Regions from separate parts of the Homo sapiens genome. Here region 1 is linked to region 2. A link is a loop called in an ENCODE intact Hi-C map of the cell type or tissue named here. Cell type or tissue: endothelial cell of umbilical vein. All regions are shown on one strand. Links, peaks and the distances in the headings refer to the core of each region. The heading gives the core; the rest is flanking DNA.

Evidence for each region. Peaks named below come from ENCODE experiments on the same cell type or tissue, not always from the same donor. Only the 100,000 strongest peaks of a DNase experiment are listed, where the experiment ranks them.
Region 1: a loop joins it to region 2, with 2.0 times the contacts of the local background. A loop is called at or near these places in 3 of 110 quality-filtered maps.

The regions. Positions count from the first base shown.
Region 1 is chr9:117,669,744-117,685,267 of GRCh38, forward strand. It overlaps the pseudogene RPL35AP22. Among named protein-coding and RNA genes, the nearest start is that of TLR4, 27 kb to the right of the region's middle. In endothelial cell of umbilical vein, for the core only: no CTCF peak of the experiment used is centred there; DNase peaks (open chromatin) are centred at 8,078, 9,508 and 9,988; H3K27ac peaks cover 2,217 bases.
Region 2 is chr9:117,755,662-117,771,185 of GRCh38, forward strand. It overlaps LOC105376244 (a long non-coding RNA gene), which reads left to right and starts at 3,796. Exons shown (of 3, transcript XR_007061907.1): 1 at 3,796-5,788; 2 at 11,437-11,589. RefSeq lists an enhancer at 7,201-8,400. In endothelial cell of umbilical vein, for the core only: no CTCF peak of the experiment used is centred there; a DNase peak (open chromatin) is centred at 7,860; H3K27ac peaks cover 248 bases.

The DNA of each region.
Region 1 (15,524 bases), core at 4,831-12,830, 85 kb before region 2:
CGCCTCCCAGAACTGTTTTCACCCAATTTATACCTTTATTTACCTACTGCAAACGTGCTAAATGAGAGCCAGTTACAATACCCATTAAAGAGGGTCCTAAAGTAATTCTTTTAAATTGGTTCTAATGGCCTTAAAAAAATACCCACTGTATTTTAGAGGAGTAAAGTAAGAATGACAGGGAGAGAAATGTTAGTGCTACTTTTATCCACTTTGCTTTCTAGAGCAACTTCGACCTTTGGAAGGGGAGGATGGTGAGTAGGGTGTTAGTTACATCATAATTATGCAGAGCTCCTAGTGTAATTTTGAGAATTAAAGGAGATCATGTATGTGGAGCATCTATCACAGGGATTGAAGCGTAGATAATGAACAATATAGGGCATTTTCCTTTTTTGTCTATTCAAACTGTAAAAAAAAAAAAAAAGAATATTCTTCATACAGACCCTAATGATCCATGAAGAAAGGATCTTCATGTCAAAAGAGGACTTGGAAATGGTAGCAAAGACCCAAGAGAAAACTTACTTACCCTTATTAAGAGAAAAATATTTGGGGAATTAATTATAGCACTTGAAATAAAGTTTAAGAAAGAATAGGGTGGTTTAGATTTCAAATGCATGTAATACAATGGGGCTTTTATTTATAGAATGAATTTTCTCTTTGAAGCCTGATTTTTCCACCTCATTTTCCAGTATATTGTCTTTTAATTATTCTCTTAGGGGCAGTCATGAGGCCCTTTGCACAAAATCCCCCAAATTATATCCAAAATTTAATACAGTGCTTGGCACATAGCAGATGCTTAGTAAATATTGATAAGAAATTATTGCTAGATTATACAGAGAGGGTTTTCATAAGTGTGCAGCAGCTTACGAGGCAGGAAATAGAATGTCTATGGTCACTACTGATTTAGGCGTGAAAACAGGGAAGGCTTTGTGAATTAAAGAGATAACTTTTTTATACAAACATTTTATCAATCTGTCTATAATTTTTATCTTTTGTATCAACTCGTATTTGCCAAATATCTACCATGTACTAGGCACTGTACTGGCTGCTAGGGGTAGGTTTATGGGATTTGTGGAAAGAAAACAGTAATTAAGGCTTGGTCTGGATTTTTTTGTGTGTGAGACTGAGTCTCATTCTGTTGCCCAGGCTGGAGTGCAGTGGCATGATCTTGGCTTACAGCAACCTCCTCCTCCCAAGTTCAAGTTATTCTCATGCCTCAGCCTCCCGAGTAGCTGGGACTACAAGCGTGACCCAACACGCCCAGCTAATTTTTGGATTTTTAGTAGAGGTGGGGTTTCACCATGTTGGCCAGGCTGTTCTCAAACTTCTAACATCAGGTGATCCACCCGCTTCGGCCTCCTAAGATCTGGCTTTAATGAAAATGAGGCGGTGTAATATACACTAATAGCTTCATGTAGGTAAACAAGACAAAACCAAATGTGGGAGAGGATGGGATGCATTAGCCATGAGGAGCATGGATGTTTCATATGACCTTTCATTCTCATTTATTCCAAAAGTGTATGCACGTTTTCTGATTATAAAATCATATTAACCCACTGTAAATAATTTAAACAATATATCTTAAACTATGTGATGGGTTCGCATGTACCTATGACAATTTCTCTTTATTATTTCAAAATTATACTTATAGATTATATATATACTTTGTATTATGATGTATTTAATTTTTTTAAGTTTTAGAAAAATAATTCAAACAGTTTAGAAAAGTACAGAGAAGAAATTCTGTCAATCACGTAAATGTCAATTGCTAATACTATGTTGAAAATCCTCTGAAATCTATTATTTCTTATGGGTACTCTTGTACTCCTCCATTTCTTTCACTGCACCTAAACACATACATGCATACACACACACATACACACACATGCACACACACACACAGAGAACATTTTGTATAAATGAGATCATACTGTCCATGCTTCCTGTGGTCTGCTTTTTTCACTTGACAAGATATTATCTCTCTATGTCCATAAATGTAGAATCCTAGTGTCCTTTTGATGAACACTCACTTTCTCCCTGTATGAGCAAAGATTGTGCTTTAATTAATATGTGCCATAGGATGGATATCTAAATTGTTTTCAGATGTTCATGTGTGTATATGTAGGTGTGTGTGCATGTGTGTGAATGCATGTTTTAATTTTCTAAAGAATTTATGATGATATTATTGCATAGATATCTTTGGAACTTGGCTATGAGTCATCATAGGATTAATTTCTAGAAGAAAGTTTTCTTTGTTTTTATTTTCTGCCCTTTTTGAAATAATACTTTTTCTATTTTGTAGGTTTTTTTTTTTTTCCTAAGAAAAGGACACTCTAGACCCAGCACTGGGTGATAACACACAATTTGACTTGTTTGAGATATATTCAACTTCATCATTTGTTACTGTGGTTTTCATGAATAAAATTTCATGATTGCTTTTCTTTACATAAAAATTAACCAAATATTTGCAGTGCCATTAGTTGAAATTAAATTAATGTAAACAAATTTTTAATTTTCATGAAGTTGATGTTTCTTACATTTTTCTTAAAAATAAAATTTTGCAGATCTCAACTTACTCCATTTTTTTTCAGAGAGATTTAGCAATTATTACTTGGAACTAGGGAAAGAGATGGCTCCTTTACAAGGACAATTTTGATTAGGTAGAGAAGGTAAGGTTTATAAACTTATGCAATCCATGATTTTAGGCTCCATCCTTCCTGTGGTTTATTCTTGAATCACCCAGATTTACTTCAGGCCTCTTTCAAAGACCTCCTCTTACATAATCTCCCTTTTGTGTTTATTAAATGATTCAGGTCAAAACATTGACCAAGATGATTCAGGTCAAACAAGGATGTGTTATGTCCTTGAGCCAAGCCCCATCTTCTCTTTCCTCCTCCACATTTTTGCCTAGAAATATCTACTGTGACCTAGGAAGATAAGGTATTCAAAGAATGCCCTGAAATGACTCATGACCACTAAGAAATAAAAAGCCCTAATATATTAAAAATTGCGATACAAAAAAAAAAGGTCTGGTATACATTGGCATCAATAGACATTCAGGACAAAATAACTTTTGATTTGCTATTAGAAGGAGGAAAGAAAATATGGACATCTTTCTTTATTTGTAAAATCACCGTGGATATCTTAGAGCATTGTTAGAGTGACTATAACAAAATCATTCATTTGAAGCACAAAGTGTATAAGCTACATTAACTCCGTTCTTCCCACTTTCCATTGATAGTGTGTTTATGATCATTAATAGCAGTTCTGTGACTTGAATTGTGTCCACCCCCCAGATTTATATGTTCAAACCCTAACCCTTATGTGATGGTATTTGGAGGCAAGGCCTTTGGGAGATGATTAGGTTTTGACAAGGTCATGAGGGTGGGGCCTTCACAATGGGATGACTGCTCTTGTTTAAGAAAAGTCACCCCAGAGCTTGCTCTCTGATTCTCTCTCTCTCCCCTCTATGTGAGGACACAGTGAGAAGGTCGTTGCCCAGAATGCAAGCACAATGCCCTCCCCGGAAATCAATTATATTGGCACCTTGGCCTTGGAAAAAACTGTGAAAAAATAAATTTCTGTTATTTAAGACACCCAATTTATGATTTTTTTAATGTGAGCTCGAGCTGCTTAAGACAGTAGAAGTAGTATCTTAATTTCCAGCATCTGCTTCATCACTTTTTCTTCTTTTCTCCTCTGCTGCTTCCTCCTCCTCCTCCTCCTTCTCCTCCTTCTTCTTCAAGTTTGTTTCCCCTTTCTTGCTTTTCTCCTTTTCTCCTTTTATTTCACATTAACGACTGTTTTAGTTCTTATCACTGTTGTTTTTCTTCACTCATTTATTTCATTCTTTTTACTTTTTTTCTTATGATTTCATCATATTCACCTTTGTTTCCCTTTTTCCACATTTCTTTTTATCATTCTCATTTCCCTTCATGTTTGTCTTTCCTGTGATTTAATTCCTTCATCATTCTTCTCTCTTCCTCATTTTTTTCCTTTCTTTTTCTCTCCTTCACTTCCTCTTTCTCTTCTTTGTCCTCCTTTTTTTTCTTTCTCTTCTTCCATGTTTCCATATTTTTCCTCCTCTCCTGGCCCAGCCTATTTCACCATCCTCACGTCTTCTTCATTTCTTGTCTCATCTGTTCTGTTTCTTGTGTCCAGAAGGAGCACCAGTGCTTCCCTTTCATCTTTTTTCTGCTAAGATGCCTCTAGGAGTGGATGTATTGTATAAGCAAAGGTGCAAAACAGCAGGAAGACAGATGATGAGCAGCCCGCCCTCAGGAAAACTCTCAATATAAAGAAACAGCTCAATCCAACCTCTCTGCCCTGTCTTTTTTCTTCTTTATTTTTTTCTTTTTAATTAAAATGCCTGCATTTGAAACTTTTTTGCTTTCTTCAAAAAAGTTTTGCTGACATTCCTCAAGAGGAAAGATAATGGGCACAAGGTATTTTCCAGCCTAGCAATGAACAGTACAGAGAATGAAAAAAGACACGAATAACAAAAAGAAAGCGTAAATTTAATCACCATTGTCATTTTATCATTGGTATTATGAAAAATAACAATCTATCATGTATTGAAGTTCTCTGTATATGCCAGACACACACATCATTTCATTTAATTTCCATGATATTCCTATGAATTAGACATAATTAGTATACCTGTTTTGCACAATGAAAATCTAGGCTGAGGGGATTAGAATTGGCCCAAGATTTGCATGCAGGGCCAATTGGGGCTGGTTAGGACAGTGCCACTTTTATGGAGCTTCCAATATTTGTGAGGCAACATGATGTATTAAATCATGCAGACCTGGTTTAAATTCTGATTCCATCAGTTTCTAGTCCTAGACCATATATATGCATTGTCTGAGTAAATTTTCACAATTATCTGTTAAGTTAATTATATTACCCCCATTTTACAGGTGGGGAACCTTATGTTCAGAGGGCATAGGCAACTTGTCCAACATCACACAGCTGTAACTCCAAAATGTAAATGTTATGTACTACATCGAGGTGGGTTTAAGGACTAATATAATTTCTTAGGCAAAAAAGGCAGAGGAAATTCTCCAGGGATGGAGAAGGGAAGCTGTAGTTGAAACACGAAAACAGGGAAGACATGAGCATGGTACTTATAAGACAGTGAAGATATGAGCATGGCACTTACAGGACAGTTAAGACACTGATCTTTCTGGCTTGTTCTTGCTTACAAACTTGTGTGGTGACTTATCTTTGTAAGTTGAAATTTCTTTATATTTAAAATGAATATTTCTAAATATAATAACACCTGTCCCTATAATTGTTACATATATCAAATTTTACACAGCCAGAAAAAATAAAGTAAAATGCAATACGTAAAATAAAAGAAACACTAGCAAAATTTTTCCAAGTATTGTAGCATATGTGGCAGACTTGCATCAATGAGATGAGATTGTATTTCCTTCTTGTTTTTTCTTCAATATTTTCCAAATTTCCTAGGGTGGTCACGTGTTTTTACTTAATAATAAAAAATATTTTATAAAAAATTTCCTGTTCAATTTTACTCATATGATTGTTTTAAGTGTACTTGAAAAAATGTGATAGATATCACATAAGTGTAAGTTATTGATACTGATATGATTGTCCTCCTCTTAGTCAACTTTAGTCATGAAAAATACTGAAATACACTGTGACTTATCAAAGATTAATTTTTATTCCAAGTACTTAATATTATATTTTAATTTTTTTGATAATTCATAATGACACCTATAGCACATATATATGAAACTTTTTCATCTAAATTATAAAAACCACTTTCCCATACCTCTCTTTTGGCATGTATTGTGTGGAAGTATTGAGAACTCACAAATAAAGAGTGTAGGACAGAATGTATTAAGGCAAGTCAGAGGGAACATTTTGGAAGCAATAAGATTCAAGCAGGATGTTCAAAAACATCTGCATGTGGTAAGGAATAAAATCATTGAGATAGAAATAATCAACATATATACAGTGATATAGTTTGGCTGTGTCCCCACCCAAATCTCATCTTTTATTGTAATCCAAATTGTAATCCCCACATGTCAAGAGAGGGACCCGGTGGGAGGTGATTGGATCATGGAGATGGTTTCCCCCATGCTGTTCTCATGATAGTGAATGAGTTCTCTAGAGATCTAGTTGTTTGATAAGTGTCTGGTACTTCCCCCTTCAATCTCTCTCTCTCTCTCCTGCTGCCTTGTGAAGAAGGTGCTTGCTTCCTCTTTGCCTTCTGCCATGATTGTAAGTTTCCTGAGGCCTCCTCAGCCATGTGGAACTTTGAGTTAATTAAACCTTTTTGTTCATAAGTTACTCAGTCTCAGGTAGTATCTTTATAGCAGTGTGAGAACAGATGAATACATACAGATAGGCTCTGAACATAATTAATCAGAAGGGTGGGTTATAAAATTTAAGACATAAGGTTGGAATATTACAGAATACAGGAAAATCACTTGATGAAGCATTTATAGATCAGGAACAATCAATACAGTAGAAACAGTTGAATACCTGGGGACCAAATACCCAATACCTAAGTTCACTCTCTACTTGATGTATTTAATGTCAACACAAGACACTGAAAATGAAAGATGGTCAAATATTTCAGAGGGGAGAAGAAGAGGATCTATCCTTTCCTAGAAAAGCATACACTAGAAGACTGTTGAGGACTTCTATATTCATTTTTTAACAATATATTTTCCAGTGATACTTAAATTCCAAAAGAGCTTGGAATCAACCATAAGTAAACCACCCTTAAAAAAAAAGAGTCTATGTGTAAGTCTGTTCTTTTCCACCCAGGCTCTGATACAACTACTCATGAGAGTTTAGGGCAAATCCTTTAACTTCTTTCATCCTTAGTTATTTTTTAACATTAAAATTTAAGCATTACTCCTTGTTCCTTTTTTCCTTTAGACAGTTCTTCTGAAGACTATATTATTTGAAGACTACTAAAGCACATTTAAAATAGAAATATATCATCTAGAATTACAGGTAGTAATTATATCTTCCAATTAAAAGGAATTAGAGGTGACTGTTTATTTCAAGCACATTCACAAACAACTAATTAAGCCATATTATAGGTCAAACAACCTTCTCTAGATTTGATATATGATAGATGATGATGATGAAGTTAATAGCCAACTTTGGAGTTTTTACCATTTTCCAGGACTGTTCTAATTCCTTTACGTGTATGAACTACCTTTATCTTGCAAAGAACCTTGTATTGGTGATACTACTCTTGTCATCTTTGTAGGTGAGAAAGTAGAAGCATTAATAAGAAATTTGTCCAAGGCCTCATACCCAGTAAGAGATGAATACAGAATCAGGATTCAAACCCAGGCAATCTGAATCTAGTGTTACAAGACTAACATTGAAAGAAAATATGGAAATAACATTGAATACAAAGTCATTTTAAAGCTACTTTAAAATTTTTAATTAAGTATACTATAAATATTTCTTTGATAAAGATTTATCAGTTCATTGATAAATGAACTGCTTTATGTTCATTGACCATCGTTAAAGACTTTGGAGACTTATAAATAAAACCTAGGGAAAGAAAATTGAAGGAGGAACATATATTTACCAAAGGTAAACAAGATTTGGAAGAGGAAGGGGTGGGGGCCAATGGAGATAATTAACATGCTCATGAACATATGAGAATTTATTAGCTAGCTATTGTTTCAATAATGATGCATAAAAAACCACCCCCCAAGTCTCAATGGTCTACAATGAATATTTATTTCTCCCTCACAGTTATCCAGGTCAATTAGGAAGCTTTAGTTCAAGCTATGGGTTGATTTTGATTGGCTCCATCTATCTTTTATTCCAGAACTTGAGTTTAAGGAACAGTGCCTCTAAGGGTGTATTCTTATGGTACAGGGCAGAAGTGCAAGAGACAAAGCTAAACAACACAAGCCAGTGCAAAGCTTATGGTTGCAATGGTTTAATTTTCATTCACATACATTTTATTGGCCAAGCAAGTCACATGGCCAAACCCCAAGTTGTCAGAGTGAAAAAGCTATAATCCATCCTCAGAGAACAATGCAAATATTAAAGGGGAAGGAAAACCATGTTCCAATAATACACTCAGGAAGTTCATCTGAAGTTTAAATAACTAAACCCTACTTAGTGAAAGGCAATGTAACTATCATTACTGGAGGAGGTAAGAAAAATTTTGATAGGAGAAAATATTAAACTTAATGGATAAACACATCACCACTGGGTGGTACTCATATCCCAGGACAGCTTTGTGAAGAATAGATCTGTATTAGGATGGTCAGAAGAATAAATTTTTAATACAACATTTACAAGTTGAATTTTTATAACACAAGCTGTGAATACATTTTCATTTCTACTTCATTATGTTAAAATGTGTAAAGTAATTAAAACAGTGCCTCAAACTAAATAATGCTATGAGTGTTTGCTACAATGATGGATAATGATGGTGTTGATGATGATGTCAAAGTTGTAGGGCATATTGCTCTTTGTATATTTCATTTCTCCTGAATTAACTCAGCAACAGGTTATGTAAGATAACCCAGAATCCTTATACCCTAGTGAAGGCACAATACCTTTCTTCAGGTTGCAGGTCCCAGGATCAAAAGACAAAAAGTAATATCTTCTGGTAGTACCAGACATTTTTAGTAACAGGATTTTTCTCTAAAGAATTAAAAATAAGCTACAAAGAGGTTTTGGGATTTAATGAGAAATGTGCAAGAAAGATTTGTTTCTTTTCCACCCACATTCAGTTTTAACTGCCAAGTATATATTGTGGTTGGGAATACTTTCTACATAAAGGGACAAAGTTTAGGAGAGAAATTGGTCCTTAAAATATTGGCAAAAATATGGCTAGGAATGACCCAATCTGGGAAGGGTTCATTATGTGCAGCTACATAACAGATAATCTTCTAATTAATTTATTCAAGCAAGGTAATATCTTAAAAAAGTTGTGCAAATCTTAAAAATATTCAAATTAAGTAGTTAATGTCAAAAATATTTAGCCAAATATTTTTGTTCCTGAGTGATCCACACATAGCAAGAAAAGAAAATACTTTTTTTTTAAAAAAGCAAATAACTAAATATCAAGTAACTGATAGCACTAGGGGAAAAAACAGAATTCTTGGGATAGCAAGGGATCTATTCATCATATTCCCTTTCTATTTGGAATACTAAAGGAGAATTTGTTTGGAAAAAGAATACCTTTCCAACTCCCTATTGTCATAGTTTGGGATTAAAGCCAGTACGGTCTGTTCTTTATGAATGTGTCTAATCATAAAAGTATCCCAGAATCTGAGAATGTTTGCACTAGCAGCCCTTGATGACCAACCTGAGACAATGAGGTGAGAGAGTTTATGTTACTTTCTCAAGTTCACTGTTAGTGGGTAACCTGGCAGGGACAAATGACTCAGATCTTTTTATGCTAAGTCCAGGGTTCAGTTTATATGGTTTTGTCTCTCAACTGCTTATCTTTGAGAAGAATTAGCTTATGTTATTGTTTTCCTTGTCAGCAGAATGGAAGCATTGGATTAGATCAGTGGCTTTGCCGAGATTTTCCCTTCCACTTGGTTACTAAGATCCACTTCTTTAGAATCATTCTTCATAGGAAAAAAATGTTTCTTCTCCATTTTTGATTACTTTGTGCAGCAATTTCAAAGACTTACCAATCAAAGAAATCAAGGAAGGTATTGGATAGGAAAACTTTTGAGGGTTCCACATATAGCAGTTTCAACAATAATCAGATGTATTTCCTACTGGTCCTTTTTGCATTCAAGAATGATTATTTTTCTGAAAGAAAAAATTTGTTCTGAAATTTCTCAGAGAGCTGAGCTTTGGAAGGCATTCCATTTAGGAAGATGGAGTCATATCCTTCCTGTTGCATTTAGATAAATGTGGCTAATAGACAACTTTTTAACACATGCTTTCTGGCACGTAAATCAGCACTTCCAGGTTTGAATCTCAGGGATTCGTACTTTCAATTGTTGCCAAATATTCAACATTTGGCTCTCTTGATCTTTAGTATTAAACTTTTTTTGACTCCATCTTCTTTCTTTCAGCCACTGTTTTCATTATCTAAAAACAGACACTTAAAGAAATTAGTGATAATCAGTCTTTTCATAAAGCTGAAAAAGGCCTGAGATATTGTTTGGTTTCACTTTCAAGAGTGGTTAAATAACTGCTCAAGACTTCCATATGAATAATTTCTCCATTTGCAAGTTTTTATCTTTAACTTCTTCTTGGTTTTCTCAATGCCACAAAACCTTCTTAGTGACAGGTATTGGGAAAGACAAACTCTTTAGGCCTTCCTTCTTCCTTTGAGGACCAAAGACCATTTCACTTTTAATCATTTTATATATTGTCTCAACACTGCCTGCCTCTTTATTAACCACCTCTGTGAAATCTATTGCTATTAATCATCAAACACATGTCTGAGTATTACTGGCAATTATCTCTGAATGCTTGTTACCTGTTGGTTTTATTACTTGTTTTCTCCTAGAAGAATAGATTGTTTCAGGTCCATAACTCTGTTTTATGTGTATGCATTTGTGTGTATGTTTATATTATTAAATGTAATATACATTACATTTTAATTTATATTTTAAATTTAATTATATATTAAAAGTAATGGCAAAACTGCAATTACTTTTGCACCAACCTAATATTCTTACATTTTAAAATTTTTCTTTTAGATCTCAACTATCATTGCATGAGGTAAAACAATATTTCAACCAAGGATTACTAACACTTTGTTGCCTATGAACGTACATTCTTCCTGTTGCGTATGAAGGCAGAAAGTCAGTTACAATCTATGATTCCCCTCCATTTCATGTTATATCTACTGCAACAATTTTTTGAAGTCTTCCATAAGCTCCTTGATTTTATTCCTCCAGAAATAAGAAGAATGTGCATCTTGGAGTTTGTTTTATTTTAATTTATTAGATACTTGGGGAAATCAGAAATGAAAGAAGCAAAAATATGTAATCATTACTTTTTCAGTCTGTTTTTCTTTTCTTTTCTTTTTTTCACCCTTTAGACACTAGAGATAACTTGTTCACTCTCTATTCTTCTAAGGGTAACTACACAACAGAAGGCTGTATACTCTCACTTTTGGTTGGGTTGGAGTAGAAATATAATTTCTGTGTCTTAATGGTATTTTACTCATAAATGGTGCCTGAGGTGTACTAAGCATAGAAGAACAAATGAAATAAATGCTTATTCTTCTCTGAGGAGGATATTGTACTATAGTGGAAGAGGGCCTATTATCAAAGAACTTTCAGAGATATGGTTAGGAGAAAAAAAGGGATGAAAAGAAAGAAACTTATATTTGTTGCATGTCTACATGTACTATTTTATTTAATCTTTCCAACAATAGCTCTTACGTATAGATTTCAATAAATCAGAGAATTTGCTCAAGGATGCTCAGATGGTAAGTAACAGAATTGGTATCTAATGAAGGTCTTTCTGAATTCAAAGTCTACTGCCTCAAGATAAGGTACTGTGTATAGAAAATGTATACATGTAAAAATTAAAAGAAACATAGAGAATGTTCTTCTAGTACTCAGAAGAGGAGTTTTGATACTTGTAGATGGGTTATTTAGAAAAAGCTTTATGGAATGACCTTGAAACTGGATAACATGTAGAATGAAAAGATCTAAGTAACTCTAGTTTGTGCTCTTGTGTACACATGCATTGGAATTTTCTGAAAATTCTCTAGGCTTCAGTTTTCCATTGGAGTTTCTGAAGTCTATGGTTTATTTTAGTGTTAATTGCTTAGGAACAAGGAGCATAGGCTTCTGTGAAGATGTGTTGTCTTGCTTTTGAGATGTTGCCTGGAATAAGTACTGTTAATGCATGCACACAGTTATTTAAACTACTTGTTATTCTAGGAAGATGTTTTTTCTTTGCTTTGCTGAAGACCTCTCCTATTGAATATTTGAAAGATGTTTAGTTTCCAAGATATTTCTACTACTAATTTATCCATTTAGTCAGTATCGATTTATTGGGTGCATCCTTCCATACCTAGCACTGTCCTGTCTACTCTGGGATTTGCAGAAATGCACTGTGGGAAATAATAGGCATGGTCCCATTTATCAAAGATCTTATAATTTACTCTGAGTTATAACGACTGCAGCTTATATTTATTGATTTTGCTATGTGTCCAGAACAATTCTAAGCAGAGTTCCAGATTTGTTATCTCATTTAATCTCATACTGTATGAGGAAACTACTGTTCACTCTACAGAAGAAGGTCAGGCACAGAGAGGCTTACTAACATCACTGAAGCCACTTGGTTAGTAAGCGGAAAAGTGGTAATCCAAATTGCACAAGTGAGAAGAGTTGATATAAGTATTTAGTACTGCTGCAAGATAACGGACATTACAAAAGAGAATCAGAAGAATACAGATGAAGGAGATTAAAAAATCAACTCAGGATGAGGAAGTGGAAGCCCATTATCCTCACTGACACAGTAAATAGTGTTAGAGCCTGAACTAGAACCAAGATTTAAGACCTTATTTTGTACAGTTGGCTGATTGTAGCACTTCACAAGCTATGATATAATTTGCTAACCAGTGGTAGAATTAAGAAGTTCTGTGCAAATAGAAAATATCTCAAAAATCTCTGACCAAAAGCCTATACTTACCCGTTTCAGAGGAGATGAGAGATATATTATGAGTGGGCTTAGGAGTGGTGGGGTAGGTACCTTTATTTCTATCATTGAGGTTGAATACAACATTGAAACTTAGTCCTTTATGTTCAAATTTATTTATTTCTCATTATTCATCAGTGGACCATTCAAAGATATATTTCCCTGAATTTGGTTTTTTACCTCTGCCATGATATAAACACTGTGGACTTTCCTTAAGCTGGCATTTTAGGTGGTAAGTACGTATTCAATTTCCATGAAAACAACATCAATGTAAATCTGATGAATATCTATCTATTTAGTCCAGTCCTAAAATCCTAAAATACTTTCACTTTTGCAGAGGCAGCACATAGGAATAGGACTCCATTTGGGAAAAACTTGAGAGTTAGTCATATACCTTGGGCTCTCTGTTTTACTTTTGAGCTAGCATTCTACAAAGTAAAGCTTCTTATTTTTTTTTTTTTTTTTTTTTTTTTTTTTGCTATTATCTGAGTTCTCTGTCCCAGGGTTCATTTTCTTACTTAGTCTGTTTCTCCATGCATCTATCTGTTGGCATGGGGGAGGGGCAGTTAGTTAACTTAATAAAACAGTGTGAAAGGAAAAGGGAAGGTGATCACTTTCTAAAGTAGCTGCACTGTTACTTTAACAGGTAAGCTGAGAGCTAAAATAGAAAATAAAAAAGTACATATGAGTACAATAGAAGTCTGATTCTCACACCACGATTGAGGACAAAAAGAGAGAAAGTGAGAATGAATGGTTGGCAGGGCTTATTATGAGTCAATGAATGTGAAATCTTTCTCAAAATGAGTTGGTTGGTGGAGCTTATTATGAGTCAATAAACGGGCATTTTATCAATTGCAAATTACCATATGAACTTAAGGGAAGTAATGGGAATTTCCTGTAGGATAGGTGGGTAATTTAGGATGCAAATCCAGATTAGTAAAGTCCTTTTAAAAATCAGATAGTAGAGTGCAGAGCTTAGATTATGAGTCCCTATTTAAAGATGGGGTAATAAAGTTCCTGAAAGATCTAGTGATGTGTCCACTCAAATCTCCTGACACTGGAGCTAGGGCCCTTTCTTCTAACCTCAATACCACCAGCCAAGTACACAATGAAGCTAAAGGGAATGCCCAACAGGGTGTGGTGGGGTGGATCATATAATTTCAGTCATGGCACAGCGTCATTATTTGCTCTAGCCCCACCAGTAGTGCTCAACAAATAAAATTAGGGCTATAGACAACTCTAAGTTGTAATTTGAGGAAAAGAAAAATAAAGATAATAATATTTTACATATCTAGCACACACCTATTGCATACTAGGCTCTGTACTGGATGTTTTCTTAATACTTTTTATGTCATCCTTTGGACAACCTCATAAAGACCGCAGTTTTATCCGAATTCTATAGACGGAAATAGAGTGGTGGGACAAAGTTACACAGTTGGCAAAATGTGAAGCAGAGATTCAAACTCAAATCTGTCTATTTCTAAAACATGCTCCATTTCAATTCTGCCATGATGCCTTCACTCGAGTGGAATATGAACATTGCACTGCTATATGAATGCTATATTAATTGTTGTCTAGTCCTCACCATTTATTTCTCTCACATTTAAACATTTGACCAAGGGTTATGGAATCTTTCCTGACTAGTTCTGGGAGGAATTATACTCAGGAGAACATTACAACTTCCTCCCTTTCTCCTTAGAAATACATTCTTCCTTCAGTAGGTAATGTCACATGACTTTTGAGCAAAGAAGAAACTCCAGGTGAAAGTGTTTCCTAAGGTTAGACTTTGAATTCGATGAATCCATATCCCTTGAATATTCTTGTAGGGTATCTTCTCTTCTTGTTGTCAGTGGGATTCTGAAATTTTATTGACATTTGGCAGACATTGCGGCTGGAAAATTATTGTTTAGAAGTCTGGCTTAATTTGGGAGATTCCTTACTGTAAACCCAGGAGAGATGCATTCTGAGATCTGGGGGAAGTCTAAAGTGCTCCAGTTTCCTTTATATAGTTAGATATTGAATTTTCAATCCCCCATGTAGAAATGTGATGCCTTTTGTTGTTGAATTATCTGTTATTGAACTTTTATGTGTTTGTATTTGGAGCTGATAACTTCTGACAATCTCTGCTTAAATGAAGATTATGTTTTGTGCAATGAAGAAATCCCCTTTCTCTCACAATTAGTCAGTCTACCTTCTCATTTTCTTTTTATCTTGTTCTTATGTCAACCATTTAATTGAGATGTTAAGGTCCCTCACAGTTCTGAGTGGCAATTTTAAACCAGATTTCTCCATAGACTTAGAAGCTAGCAGCATTTGTTAGATGAGGCTGATCCAATTATTTAGGCTGAAAACTCTGGAGAGATAAGATTTTCCAAGCTGTGACGTTATGTCCAGGCTTCTCTCTTTGTTAAAAATAAACATTTCTAAGTTATATGCTCTTTGTTCGAGTTGGTTGTGTAATTGACGGGGGAGAAGGGGGATGTCCTTTAGGAAGCTGAAATGGAGTGTAGCACCTTATAGCTATAGTTATCTTCTTTTCTTCATGTTTTTTCCTTTAATAAAAAAAAACAGTCTTGTACCTAATTTTCAAATTTTCTGGGGATTTGTTACCCCTTTGATATTGTTTTATCACATTCTTCTTTACATAGCATGCCAGAAACTCTGAGGAGGAAAAATTAAAATTTAGTTTAGCTCCTTCCTTTACAGGTGAAGTCATTGAAGTGGGGATGTAGTTGCTATTTTGTGCTCAAGATCACATAGCAAATGTTAGCGACAAAGACATGAAAAATAGAATAGTTTTCCTGTTCTGTCTTTGTGTGTGTGTGTGTTGTTTTCCATATCTACTTTTATTTATTTACTTGTTATTAGTTAAAATCCTTGAA
Region 2 (15,524 bases), core at 4,144-12,143:
TGGCTCCCCATACTAACTTGCCTTTGCTTGTAACTTTGGCTTAAAATGCCTTCTATTTTTCTCTGAGATCCAAATCAAGAGTTATCATTTTAGTTCAGATGGAGCTAACAATCAAAAGATACAATTTGTTCATTCTTCCATCTATTCTTTCTTTTACTGAATGTTTATTAAACATGTACTGTGTTATCAGCCACAGTGTTTGATGATGGACATACAAATATCCGTGAAACAACACAGTCACTGGCCACAGGGGCTTGTTTGTTTTACTAAGTGATACTAACAATAAATAAACTGGAGGAGAATATAATAGTGTTTATTATTTATGGAACACCTGGAACACCCATTACACATCAGACACATTAAAAGTTCCTTATGTCACCTAATTCTCCAAAAAGTTTGATAAGTAGATATGATATTTTTTTATACATAGAAACTGAATTTTACAGTTCTGTAATTTATCCAATGTTTATCACTGAAACCAGAGACCAGGTCTATATGTCTAGGAAGTTCATATTTTCCTGCTGTGCTACCTCACTCACTGCAGAGCATCCTATATATATATATCATCACTTGCTATGGCATTCACTTGACTTAAAGGGTCTTTGCAAGCTGTTGAAACCCAGACACGCACAAAGAATCACAAACAGGGGCTGAAGATTTTGAGTATGTAGGAGGCATGAATTAAGTACCATCAGTCACTGGTATAGGGCAAATCAGCATTTTGGATGGCCTGTGTCAGAGTCAAATGCAGAAGTCAAGTCCAGACAGGGGTGGGTACCAGATTCTAACGACCTGCCCAATGCCTGGTTCAGCCTTGATAAGAAGGCAAGGGGCAGGAATTAGGGACAGCTGTTGGCAGTTCTCGAAGAATTTGTGTGGGTGATGTCTTATAGTCTAGGAGCTCCTGTGAAGTTCTTTGATCTGCCTCCTAGCACCCTCTGTCCCTATCATGTCTTTCTTTTAGCTCTTTGTTGGTTTTGCAAGGTATAGTTCTCTTGAGGCTGCATGTAACCAACATAAGTTTTCTAGACTAGTCTCTTGAGCCAGGCAATGCCATTAAAAGTTTCTGGGAAAAGAGCACGACTGAGAGTACAGGAGCCATAAAAATCTCTGTCATTGTCACCCCACTTTGGGCAAGTCATATTTTTCCTTCTTAATTTTACTTTCCTCATTTAAAAATATGTACAGATGACTATGAAATGTTTGCAGATGAACGCAAGTGACTGCTAACAGCAGTTGACTCTGGGGAGAGCACTTTGAGGGCTGAGGGAAGAGAGAATACTTTGTTCTTTACAGCATTTTAAATGGTGTGCATTTTAGCATATTGATATATATGCACACACTATATATGCAAGCACAAATGTATATGCACCATATATAAATATATGAAGATACATATACATATATATATATATATAATTGTAATTGTCACTTATTACACTCCAGACACTGACTATAGAGCATTGACCTATCAATCAAAGGATTTGCCTCCACAGTAGACAATGGGCTCTTAGATGCTAAAGATGGAGTCTTGATCACCTGTGTTTACCTGAAAACTAACATAGCATCTGGCACATGGTAAGTGTTAAATAAATGTTTGTCAAATTGCTTACTTTTGAAAAATAAATAAATCTGTAGAATAGAATGTTAAAGTAAACAACCTTCTGAGATGGGCCTCCAAAGCTTGGGTATCTATATATTAAACATGAACCCCAAGAGGATTTGAGTATCTGTGACTATCTTGCTCCCTAGTACAGAATGTTAGGATCTGTGGTCTCGGAAGTCAGAGCCAGTATCACAGACCAGCAGCAGCAACTGTCCATTTGGATTCTGGGGTGGAAACTGTTTTCTCTGTTTTCTGACCTTTGCTATGGGTTACAGGTTGAAGGCTTGAAGGTTTTCAGGTGTTTGTAGCAGAATATTAAGGCAAAGATCAGGAGAGTATCTTGTTCCGAAGAAGGCAAGCAGCAAATGTGGCACGTGAAGACTTCAAAAACTCTTGCATGCCAAGCCTTTCCTTTAGGCGCTGGGCAGGAGTTAGTGCTGTAGGGGGTGACTTCCTCCTAGGAGCCAGCCTGTCAACTTCCAGGCCTTTTTTGTGTGACATCTGCTCTAGCAGCCAGGAGCTGGGTCACAAGCTTCCTTTTTGTCATGCTTCTGTGCAGGGTGGTCCAGAGGCAATAGGAAGAGGAACAAGGGAGGGAGAATACTGTGTATGCAGAGTTTGAGTGATGTCTTCAGGGCTTGGAAAAATGTAATTCTGTTTGAGCAGTTTGCAGGCAGTTTTGCAACTCATCCCCCTGAATTAGGGACCAAATGAAGTCATTAGGCCCTAATTAAAAGCAGCTAATCAGAAGTCAGTGGGAGCTCTACCAATTAATCGCGGCTGGAACCCAACAAGCTGAAGTACCCAAGGCTGGATGAATAAAAGTAATGAAATTAGTATCAGTGCTGTGCAGTACTGCACAACTTCAAGAACAGGTTATGGGCTGCTCAGCTCTTCCTGCCATATCACAAATAGAGGCTCATTGTCAAAACATAGATGAGTTGGGAAGCAGCTTTTGAGCTTGCCCTGAGCTTTTTGTAAGTCAAGATGTGTGTAAGCCAGAGTCAAAAGTGGAATCATGAAAAAAACAGATGAAAGGTGATTTTTTAAGGTGTGATAATATGACCGAAATATCTCTTTCACAGCTTGTAAATAATTTATACCCAGATTCTTTGTTGATGTCCTATTCTTTATTCTTTCGCCTAAATTGCAAAGACAAGAGATTGTTTCAGGTGAGTCTCTTGTCCTGTACTCAGCACCACACCTGGTGCAAGGTAACTGCTAAATAAACAGCATTTATTTAATTAATTTGGGTCAGAGAAAAAATTTGAACTGAGATTTTTTTAATTCCAAATTTTGCACACCTTTTCCTATACGACTTAAGCAGAAGGATTCAGTGCCCTTTTCTAATCAAAATAACAATTGTTACCTGCTAGCAGTTTTTGGTCCAGAAATGTTCACGTACTTTGGATTACAGCTTTAAGATCTTAGAAAACAGAACCTCATGTCCAAAATTTAATTTCACAGGTGAAGAGACAAGGGCCAGGGAGTGAGAGGAATTTGTCCTAGGTCCCCCAGCAAATTTGTGGCAGAGATAAGACTAGAGCCGATGTCCTGACTCAAGGTTCAATTGTTTCCCTCAGCACTTGGCCCTTTGCTTTCAGTATTAGCAGTCGTCCTTTTTATTTTATTTTATATTAACTTCAGGGATACACGTGCAGGATGCGCAGGTTTGTTACATAGGTAAACGTGTGCCATGGTGGTTTGCTGCACCTGTCAATCCATCATCTAGATATTAAGCCTAGCATGCATTAGCTATTTTTCCTCATGCTCTCCCTCCCCCTGCCCCCCACCCACCCAACAACAGGCCCCAGTGTGTGTTGTTCCCTGCCCTGTGTCCATGTGTTCAGCTCCCACTTAAAAGTGAGAACATGCGGTGTTTGGTTTTCTGTTTCTGTGTTAGTTTGCTGAGTATAATGGCTCCATCCTTGTCCCTGCAAAGGACATGTCCTTGTTCCTTTTTAAGCAGTCATCCTTATTAAGTGTTATCTTTTTGTCCTCTGAGATTTCTAGAGCTATTAGTCTGTCTAAATTGAGGCCAATTAAAGAATTGCAAAAGTGTTTCTAGAGTCTTTGTTGGTGGCCAGGGCAGTTAGTCTGGGACACGAGGGAGGCAGGAGCCATCTAGGGCAGAGGGATTGTCTGCACTAGGACAGCTCTGTTAAAAAGGAGGACTTTTTTGTTTATGGGAAGATTTCCATAAAGATGATCTTCTGAGTGAAGGCTGGGCTTTAAGACGAAATGAGAGACAGTGTTGGTGGAAGAAGAGAACTTAAGGCCAGAAGTTGTGTGTGTGTGTGTGTGTGTGTGTGTATAATTATGCCTGAATATGTTTTATTTATTATAGTCTATGTGTGATTTTGTATTTGAAAGTAGATGCTTGATTCTACCACAATTAAAAAAAGGATATGCTTGGATTTGTCTGTAGTATGTGGGTGTGGAGGAGTTCATTTGAACACGGGCATTTTTGTGTGTCCAGGACGTATCAACAGCCTCCTTAGAGGTGTCATATGTGCAGGGAATACTGAAGAGAGTGCATTAGTCTACATGTCTCTCTATATATTTTTTCTTTTTGTGTGTGTCTGGTTTTCCTAGATTTCTCTCTTGCATGTTTGTGGGTATGAGAGTCTGTTAGTATTAATATGTGAATGGGTGTGTGCTATTTGTCTGGGGAGGATGATTTAGGCAAGGATTTGAAAGTGTGCATTTAGAAATTGAGGGCATCTCTGTGTTATTATGAGTGTATGTGTGTTTGTGTGTGCATTTTAGAGTGGTTGGTTATCTGTGTGTATTTGCAAGGAGAAGGGGAATTCAGTGTGTTTCTGTGTTTGTGTGTTTGTTTGTGAATGGTATGTTTTGCAGAGGAGTGTACTTTTTATGTTCGAAAGTTAGGCAATCATGTAATTTATCATCCAAATGGGGATACATTTGAGAATGAAATATATATGTGTGTGAAAGGATGTCTTTGAATGTACTTTTAAAAATGCATTTAATTTTGTGTGTGTTATTGGTGTCAGGAATTAAGAAAAAGAAGAGAAGTACAGGAGATATCATTAAATTATATAGTTCTCTCTTCGACTGTAGCCTTATAACAGGGACATTAATAGAATTAACAGGTAAGAACAGGTCAGCCCCAAAGATGTGTGCGTGTGTGTGTGTGTGTGTGTGTGTGTGTTACCAGATCAATGAACTGAGAAAAGAGGTCATACATATCTTGTGGCGACAAAAACCCATATGGTTAAAAAAAAATCAGCACAGTAAGTAAGGGAAGAAATGTGAACTACATTGTGCTAGAAAGTGTCTTTTATGTACAACATCTGCTTTGCTATGTCCTCTTTATGCTTCCTGCCTTGTTCCCCATGAGTAACTCTGGCTTGTGATGGCCAAGATAGCTGAGACCTTTCATTCTCTTACCTCCAAAGTTTGGAAAAATAACTCAGTGTGACCTCCATCAGGTAAGAGAAAGAAAGAGGCTAGGGAGAGTTGGCTGCTTCATTTCAGGTGAGTCAGAAAAGAAATCCCAGGGATGCTCCTAGTAGTCTCACTCTTTTTCAGAGTGTAGCTTCTGACTCCCTGGTTTATACATGCACCCCCTGGGGTTGGGAAATTCACTTGCTTAGTTCTCACTGGCTTTGTGGGATGTAGTGAAGAGACTAGAATGTTACTGCTTCTACTCTACCATGTCGGTGTAGCAGTTTCTCAGTGGCTTCATCCCCCAGTCATCCCTTTTTTATGTGCACTCTATATGCTCATCGCAGTGGAATGACTGCAGTCACTTCTGAATGTCATAATAGTGCTAGTAGCACTGCTAGTAGTACCAGTTGTGTGGTGTATTGGAGATGGCCACAAATTCATTGTCAACCTCTCATTGAAAGGTGGAATCTAATTGTCTCCCTTGGAATCTGGGATGGCTGTCCTACTTATTTGACCAACAGAATTTGTCAGAAGGGACTTTCTGTAACTTCTGAAGCTGTCTCATAAGAAGCCTTGCAGATTCTGCTCATGTCTCTTTCCTCTCTGGGAAACAAGTCGCGACTCAGGGATAAGCCTGAGACACATGGAGAGAACATCCTGATCAATCTGGTCTTTGCTGCTACCCTGGTCAACAGCCTGAGCTGGATACCTGGCTGACAAGTACCACCTTTTTCCTACACAGATGACAACCCAGCCCATGAGCACCAGGTGAGTGAGTGAAGAAGTCATCCAGGAAGTGGGTGCTCCAGTTCATGCTGCATAGGTTGGAGACAACTCTTCTAGCTGAGGTCTTGTGATGCACAAAACAATGGTTATTTGATAATATTATGCTTTGGAGTAGTTTCTTTCATAACAGTAGATAATTGGAATAGCATTACTAGAAATAGCTAACATGTATTGAGCCATTGCTGCTTGTCAGAGTATTTTCTTAGGAAGATACACACACACACACACACACACACACACACACACACACACACACACACAGAGTTATATAATACATAATACACATGTATTTAATTGTATCTGCATATTAATCTAAGGGCTTTGGAGCTTTTATTATTCTCATTTTATATAAGAAAAATCTGAGGTTAGGCAACTCTTCCAGATCACACAGCTAGCAATTGGTAGAAATGTATTCAGACTAGGACTTTATTTGTAACCGCATCTCTCCCTCATAGCTCTGTGCTTTTGTCATGATGATGTCGATATTTAGAAATACACTTTTTGTTTTCTTGGAATAACCTTCCCACTCACCCCACTCTACTCCAACTGACAAATTCTTTCTAATCCTTCATGGCTTAGCTCTATAGTTATGTTTTCCTACCCAAATCCATGTAGATGTCCCTCAGCCAGTACTGCACTGTCTTCTGCCTAGCTGCATGAAAACAAGCAAGTTATTCCACCTCCCTGAGGCTCAGTTTTCTCATCTGTAAAATCAGTTAAAATGACTTCCTTATAGGTTTGTTGTGAAGATTAAATGGGCTGGCAGATGCTAAAATGTGTCATGTATGGAGGACCACGATGCACACACTAACCATCATCAAAGCTGAACTGCAGGCTGGAAGGATGAGTTCCATAGTCAATTACCTTTTGCTCTATATGTCTCTGGGTGTGCTGAGTTGCCTAAGGCACCACTTGCGCCTTCAAAGAGCACATAGTTCAGTGGGACAGAAGACAAGTAAAAGAACCAATATATTAATGAGATTCATGGCAGGATAGAGGGGAACATAGACTCTTTTAGTATCAAAAAGGGGCTCGTAATACCTTTGAGGAGGGCATTTCATGAAAGATTACCTGGAGGTGAAATAAGCCCTGCAGAATGAGAAGGTATTAGTGAGGCAAAGAAAAAGGAAAACCAGGCATTCCAGGTAAGAACAAGCTTAAGCAAAGCTATAAAGGAACCCAGGAGTAGGGTGTACGAGGGAACCTCCAAATAGTTTGATACCTACTTGCATAACAGATTTTGGGTGAAGGTGGTCTGGAGTAAAGAAGCAGGAGAGGCCTTTAGAGAGAACTTTGAATTCTAAGCTGAAGCCTTTCTCCCAAGGTCGTGAGATGCTATTAAAGGATTGAGAGCAGTGAGTGTAGATGAATAATTCTGCATTTTAGAACCATTACTTTGGAGCCTGTTTTGGAAGGGCAGGACTGGAGGCAGAGATATGGATGGAGGATTGTTCAATATTCTAAAAGAAGGGTGATGGTAGTGTGATCCAGGAGCATGCGAGTGGGCCTTTGGAGAGATGCCAAAGCAAAAGAAAGAAGGAAACTTAGTGGCTGGCTAAGAGGGATAAAGGTGGGGAAGAAATCTGAATGAACACCTTGGTTTCTGACTTGGGTGACAGTTCATGGTGGCACCCCACATTCAAATAGAATTAAAAGAGTGCAGAAGGAGGGACAGTCTCTTCTCCCTCTGGAGATGGGATTTCTGCAGGGAGGACACTGGGTCCTGTGACACTAGCTGTGCAGGTCACAGGCCTGCAGGAGCATTGAGCCAAGCAGGTCATTACAGGCATATCCACATCTGTTATAAAAACTGAACTCTAATCGTGCCAGACCCACTCTGGCATAATAAGTGTGGTTTTTAACATAATGCACTGCTGGAGCGAAGTTGTCAGAAAAGCAGGAGGCGGAGGAGGTAATCTGTGAGACTTCAAAAAAGAAGATTGAAGCCATTTTATGTGGCTGGAAATGAGTCATTTGTCAGCAATGCCAATGTGCTGTCAGCTTTGGAGGAGAGATGACGGGGCACCCTGGGGGGAGGGCTGGTGAAAGTGTCAACCTTCAGTCACCAGAGGCCATGTGTGGGGTAAAAAGTGTCAGTCACATCACATCCCTGTCCTGACCTGGGTTAGAGGAAAACCAGGGTCACAGCAGAGCATTAGCCTTGTAACCAAGGAACCTTGTAACCCTCCTCTCTCAGGAAGGAACTGATGTGCTCAGCGTTCTCAAAGACTGTTCAGAGCTTTAATTCCTCGGGGCATGTGCACTTTAAAAGAAGAGTGGGAGTGCAACACTTAGGAAGAAGAAACTAAGGGGTAAGAGTGGATTGGTGGCAGAAAGGAGGAGAGATTTCGAGCAAGGACTTGCCTAAGGTCACTTACATAGGTGAATACCCCTTCTCTCTACCTAGTTGCCAAGTCCAGGGTTATCTCTGGGTCCTAATAGCTTGGAAGCCATTCCTGGGAGTGACAACCCATTCTAAATGGAGTGATCCCTGCTTTGTATGTTATTGCATTACCTGACACTCCCCTACCCCCATCATGCCAGTATCGATCACTTGGATACTTACTTGGGGTACAGCAGCAGATCATCCTAACTGGTTCAGCCTTCATTGCTCTGCTCTCATCCATTTTTTTTTTTTTTTGAGGCCATAGTGACCATCTTAACTTGAATTGAGTCTTCGCCTTTCCCTGTTCTTTGTGTCCTCCCAAGCTACCTGGCTTTGGTCTCTAACAACCTATACCATTTCAATCTCAAACAAGAATAACTTTTCCTTTGTTCTCTTCACTCTACTCATGCTTGCCCTTTTTAGTTCCCTGAACACAGTGACGTTTTGTCTTTCTCTAGAACTTTGCTAAGGCTGGTCTCTCTTCTCAGGTAATGTCTATTCATCCTTCAGCTTCAATATCACTTCTTCAGAGAGGTACCTCCTGACTCTGACTAAGTTGCACCCCTGACCAATACAACACATAGAGACTGTCTTATAATACTTTCTTTGCTTTTGTAATTTTTATGATTATTTTATGTTATTGTTTATATTCTGACATCCCATTTCGATTCTGAACTCCTTAACAGCAAAGATAATGCTTGTCTTTTTTGCAACTGAATCTTTATGCCTATATGAATGCCTAATGTCAATGTTTCCCAGATATTTGTAGGATGAATAAATGAGGCCAGGTGCAGTGGCTCATGCCTATAATCCCAGAATTTTGGGAGGCCGAGGTGGGCTGATCACCTGAGGTCAGGAGTTCGAGACCAGCCTGGCCAACATGGTGAAACCCTGTCTCTAGTAAAAATACAAAAAGTAGGCAGGTGTGGTGGCATAAGCCTGTAGTCCCAGCTACTCGGGAGGCTAAGGCAGGAGAATCACTTGAACTCAGGAGGCGGAGTTTGCAGTGAGCCGAGATCGCGCCACTGCACTCCAGCCCGGGTGACAGAAAGAGACCCACCTCAAAGAAAAAAAAAAAATGAATGAACAAATGAATGAGTAAATGAATGAATAGACAACTCTTTAGTAATTCTGGTGAGCAGGAAAGTTTGGAACTCCACGCACCAGGCAACATCACAGATATACCAAATGACTTGCATAGGCAAAGAGACACGCAGGAATCAAGGAGGTTTATCAATAACTTTCCTGCCATTTTAAGCTATTTCCCTCTCACACTTTCTGTGGCAGGATAGCTTTGGGGAACAGAAGTTATAGAACCCCTTCCATTAGACCAGTGGTTCTAAAAATCTCCTAAAGACATAGATTAGAGGGTCCCACCCCGGTGCTTCTGATTCAGTAGGTCTGGGGTGGATTTCAAGAATTCACATTTCTGAAAAGTTCCCAGGTGGTACTGATGATGCTGGGTGGGGGGGTCACACACCTTTAGAGATAGTGCACTGCACATAATCTCTAGAGGCAAGGACTCTGCTTTTCACATTTGCTATTGCTATACGCAGATGCTATTGCTTAAACATACATACTGCTATGTTGTATATGCTCAAAAATTTTGTTGAATATGTGAAAGAAACTCAGTGGGCCCCTTTGCCCATCATGTAGTTCTGTTCCCAGAGCTAATTCCTCTTATCCATTCCTATTCCACGTTAGACGATCAACGCCATCACAAGCTCCCCTTACCAACCACTTGACCTTCTCTAGGTAGCTTTTATGTTCCACCCATCCTCCCCAAGAAACATCATCTATCCTTGTATTTTCTGTTCCTAAGGACTTGATGATATTTAGCAAACCACTTCAAGTTATGATGTTAACCAGTAATGGCAGATCAACATGTCACCTCTTTAAAGAGAAATTTTATTCTAACATTCGATTGAACATTGATCCATAATTGTGGTCAACTTGTACAGTATAGCTTGCTGGCTAAACTAAGCTTTTACAGATCTTAGTAAAAGAGTTTTATTTAGTAAACTATATAGCATTAAAAATAATTGTGAGGGCCAGACGTGATGGCTCACATCTGTAATCCCAGCACTTTGGGAGGCCGAGGTGAGAGGATCACCTGGGGACAGGAGTTCGAGACCAGCCAGGCCAACATGGTAAAACCCAGACTCTATTTAAAAAAAAAAATACAAAAATTAGCCAGGCATGGTGGCACGAGCCTGTAGTGTCAGCTACTTGGGAAGCTGAGGCAGGAGAATCTCTTGAACTCAGGAGACAAAGGCTACAGTGAGCCGGGATGTCACCACTGCACTCCAGCCTGGGTGATGAAGTGAGACTCCATCTCAAAAACAAACAAAATGACTGTGGGGCAAGCTATGATAAACAGCTTAATAGCAAAAATTACTTGTCTGTACTTTAGAAATATCCACATGCATAGTATAAATTGGTGTGTTAACTATAATTGTTTCTTATCTATGCTATGAGGATATTTATTGAGCAAATATTTTGGTACAGTAGGTAGAATTGCCACATACAGCTCAAAAAATAGATGCATGCATACATACTTATATAAGTACATACATACATATGTATCTAAGTATAGATATGGGTAAAGATGTATGTGTATATGTTTTTGTCTTCATGAAACCCAAAAGGTTTTCCCTTTTTACCTAATCTCATTGAGTCCACATGCATTAAGTTTTATTCTAAGAAATAGGGTCTAGTATAATAAGCGTTATCTGTTTTCACACATACTAGATCGTGCCACTCCCCTCACACTCATTAAATGAGCATTTAGTAAAATTTCTGAAAAATTACTTCTGCTAGATCAAGCTGTAAACTATTAGAGACTAGAAGTGATTTATTTATTTATGTATTTTTATTGGTGGCAAGGCATCACAATCCCTGAGCAATTTACCAGGTTGATTTAATTTAGAGTCACTTCCATGCTTTCCTGGAGATCTACCCTAAATCTCTAGCTGAACAATGTTAGAAATTGATGAAATGTTCAACCCTGTGTCACACATACACACGAAGTTCAATTTCAGTACTGATACTCTCATCTGCAGGCTTGGTACTGCTTAGAGAAAATCAAATATTTTCTTTCCTCTAGAGTCAGATAGGTGCTTGTGACAGTAAGAAATAAGGATGAGAACTAATGCACTGAGCACATGCTATATGCCAGGTGCCCTTTGTAGGTTGTCATGATCCTACGCCAACCCTGGGAAATAGACATCATTTTTTCTTCCAGGAAAATTAAACAAAAAGCCGAAAGAAAAAAGAAAAGAAGAAGTCTGGGAGTGAAGTTATATGCTTAAAGGCATGCATCTAGCAAATGGCAAAAAAAATGGATGAAGACACAAGACTGATTGTCACTAAAAACCATGTGGTATGTTTGAGCAAGGTCAGTGCCACGGTAGAACCACTTGTGACCACATGCCAGCTATGGGTATAACTAAAAAACATGAGTAGTCAGAAATCATTTTCCAATTATGTCCCTCCGTTTGTTTCACTCCAGGGAGTTGTATGTGATCTTTTTCTCTACTGAATTTCAAGACAAGGATTTTGTACCACTTTTCTGAAACTTCTCTGAGATGTCTTTCATCTCACGTCTTTTTGTTTTATTTAATTTTGAGAATCAAACTAAGTCCCTCTCATTTATGAATCCTTCTCTGAATCCACCACTGAAAGTAACTTTCTTCATTTACTTATTATAGAATCCTGTGTTTTTTATCAATCATTTGACAATTTGCAACTTGCCTTAAACCTATGTATTAGGGTATTAAATATTTTCTATTTAAATATTTATTAGGATACTAAATTAGTTTAACTCAAGGGATATTAGGGTTGATGATAGAGATGTGTGAGGCTGAAATTTTGAATCAAATCAATGGCATTAGGTTTGTTCAACCTCTAATTTCCTTCCCAAGATGGAGAGAAATATATATATAGAGAAAATAGGATTTCCCTGGTATTTCCAAACCGTTACCTTTGAAGCTCAAGTTCCTCCCTGTAAAATGGGAATAAAAATTATTATCATGCCTTGCTTGTGAGGCTAATGTGAAGGTCAGATGAAATAATATAAGGGAGAGTGCTTAAAAAACACAAAGAGTTGTTATCATTAGTATTATATTAGTAGGTCAACAACAAAAACAGGAACCAAAAAACAAAATCCATGAATCCATGAATGACTTGAAAAAAAAAACCAAACTTCTCTTTAAGTTAAAATTCTTAGAAGACTGCCCACAATAATCATATATATTTTTCTTTTTTTTTTTTTTTTTTTGAGATGGAGTCTCACTCTGTCACCCAGGCTGGAGTGCAATGGCACGATATTGGCTCACCACAACCTCCGCCTCTCGAGTTTAAGCGATTCTCCTGCCTCAGCCTCCCAAGTAGCTGGGACTACAGGTGCCCGCCACCACGCCCGGCTAATTTTTTGTATTTTTAGTAGAGACAGGGTTTCACCATGTTGGCCAGGCTGGTCTCGAACTCTCGAGCTCAGGCAATCCACCCATCTCGGCCTCCCAAAGTGCTGGGATTACAGGTGTGAGCCACCACACCCGGCCATATATATTTTTCTTGTGGTGACCTCATGCTAGCTTATTTTGCTTATTCCCAAATTCTTGGTAAAATTCAATTTCTTTGTACACTTTACTATTATAGAATTAGTAAAGATTTTAAACAAGTGTCAGCCTATTTTTAATAGGTTTCCTAGGCAGTAAAGATTAAAAACAGAATAACCAATGGGGATGGGGAAAAGACGGTTTAAACTATCCAAGAAATAACATCATTATTCAAGAGTTTATAAAATCTGTTTGGCAGTTTCCAATTGCTTGCCAAGAATACACAAATCATTCTTATTTATTTAACTCTTTACGTCTCAGTAAATTTGCATGTACTAATGGCATTTCAAAATGAACGTAGTCTAAACCCTTCTTTTCCCAATGTAGGGAATTTGAAAACATCTGTAGCATTAGGAATTTTGACTAGATCAGAAACAGAAAGAATATGGCAAGTTGGTCTAACACTGTCCAACTCCGTGGCCATGGCAGGCATCACTAATGGATTATAGTACTTTTCCACTGAACTAGGAAGTAGCCTCAGAATCACTCTCTCCTCACTGCTCCCAGCAGCTGCTATCAATCAATTGCAGCTTTGCCACTGTAGGAGCTCTTAAATTTCATTGTTTAGCTCTGACATTTTCAGAGGATATAAATGCAATGAATTTGCCTAACTCCTGAAATTCATTTTCTTAAAAAAACGATCTGTTCCTATTCTCTGGAAGGTGGTGACAAATTTCAGCATTTAAGTTGGTATTTCTCATTCAGTTGTCTGTCTTCTCCATTTCCCAATCTGTGAATGGTACTGGTGTTTCTCAGTAGGAGATGCCAAGTAAATGAAGCTGCCCAGCAGGAAACCCTGTTTGGCAATTCTAACAAGGCTTGAAGAATTGGTTTCCTCATTAGAAACAACAAAAGTTTTCTATCTGATGAATTCGCAAGTTCCTGATCTGGTGCTCTCCTGAACAAAATATTGATGTGTAAGAAATACAAATGAAAAGTAAATCCTTAGTAATGATGGTATTAAGCATTCACCTAGATTATAGGAGATAAAAATTCCATTTCCTTGCAATGTATTGTCTCTATTGATAGACTTTAACTCTGGGAGTGGAAGGATTTTTATCTCCTGAGTGGGGATTACCACATGATGAAATCCTACCATGTGTCTATGTCCTTCATGCGTACTATCTCACTGAAATCACAATAATAATTGTTAACATATATTAAAGCTCACTCTGTGTCTGGAACTGTTCTAAGTACTTTACTTGAATTAACTCATTTAATCCCCACAAGAGCACTATGGAATAGGTAATAATAACATTTTCTAACAAATAAGGAAATAGAGGCAAAGAGAATTTAAGTAATTTGCCTGAAGGCCATACATTAGTAAGTGGGGCAGCTTGCATTTGAATCTGTGTAGTCTGGCTCCAGGATCTGAACTTAGAACCACAGTATTATACTATCTTATGATGTTCCCAAGGGTTGAGTGTTACATTTATTTTTCCAATGAGTAAAGCAAACTTCAAAACCTAGGTTGCTGGCCCCATTGCCTTTCAGCCAGAAAGTGACAAGAATTAGATAGCAGGGTAGAGCCAGCACTTCTCATCTATCATCTTATTTGATTCTGGCTACCACCCCATGATGTAGATGGTAGTATTTCCCCCCTTTAACAGATGGTGAAACAGGTTCTACTTCGATTGTAACTTCTCAACATAATACAGCTTGTGAATGTAGAGCCAGGCTTTGAATGAGGGAGCCCAACTGGAGGATGTCCATGTGATACCAGTTATCAAGGAGCTGACAATCAGATCTGAAAGAAGGAACAGTGCAAATATGAAAAAAATCTTCCAAGTCTGGTGGACCAGAGACATCGTGAGGCAGCTCTGAAAGAGGACAAAGGGCTCAGAGAAAAATTAGAGTGATACAGTCAGTTTCAGCGATGAGGAGGATCATTAATTGACTCTTTAAGAATAAGTACAGGGTAGGTTATGGAGTCTTAAAGAAAAGTAACTGCCAATATCTGTGGGGGTAGGGGTGGGGACACTGTGTGTTTGTATGCTGATAGTAAGGAGATCAGCATCTAGTATTCAATTTCCCAAGAGGCACTAATATTTGATTGACATATAAAATAGAAGATTGTTGAAGATCTATGGTTAATATCTGTTTAATATCTGCTTCATCAAATTCAATGAAAATGTTTCTGAGCTTTACTTCAGAGCCCAGACAGAAAGATTCTGGAATTTAGTTTTTCCTTATTTATTCTCAGTCTTATTCTATTCCCATTTTCCTCTTTTCTTTCCCCTCTTTTTTCCCCCTTTCTTCCCTCCTGTTCTCTCTTCTTCTCCTCCTCTTCCTCTTCCTGTTTCCCCTTCTTCCTCCTCCTCTCTTCCTTTTCCTCTCTCCTCCCCTCCTGCTTTCCCTCTCTGCCTCACTTCCACCTCACAGTATTCTTGGGACTTCTTTTCAGCCCATAACGGAATTCTGTTCTTTAAGTAGGGCTTTAAAAAATTGTGACCCTTAGTTTATTTTAATTCCATTTCAGCCTTTGATATGTCGGCAGTAAATGGTTCTTATGTTCATTCCTTCCACACACAATCTCAGCCCCCATTGTGCCATTAGATTTGTGCATCTCCTCTGCTATTCTGCCTTATATGTGTGTATGCGTATATATATGCATATAAAATATAAAATGTCTACATATATAGGTTACACACACACATTCACTGCTAGCTCATAGTTTTGAGGTTTGAGGGTTGCTGGGTTTTCTTTCCCAATC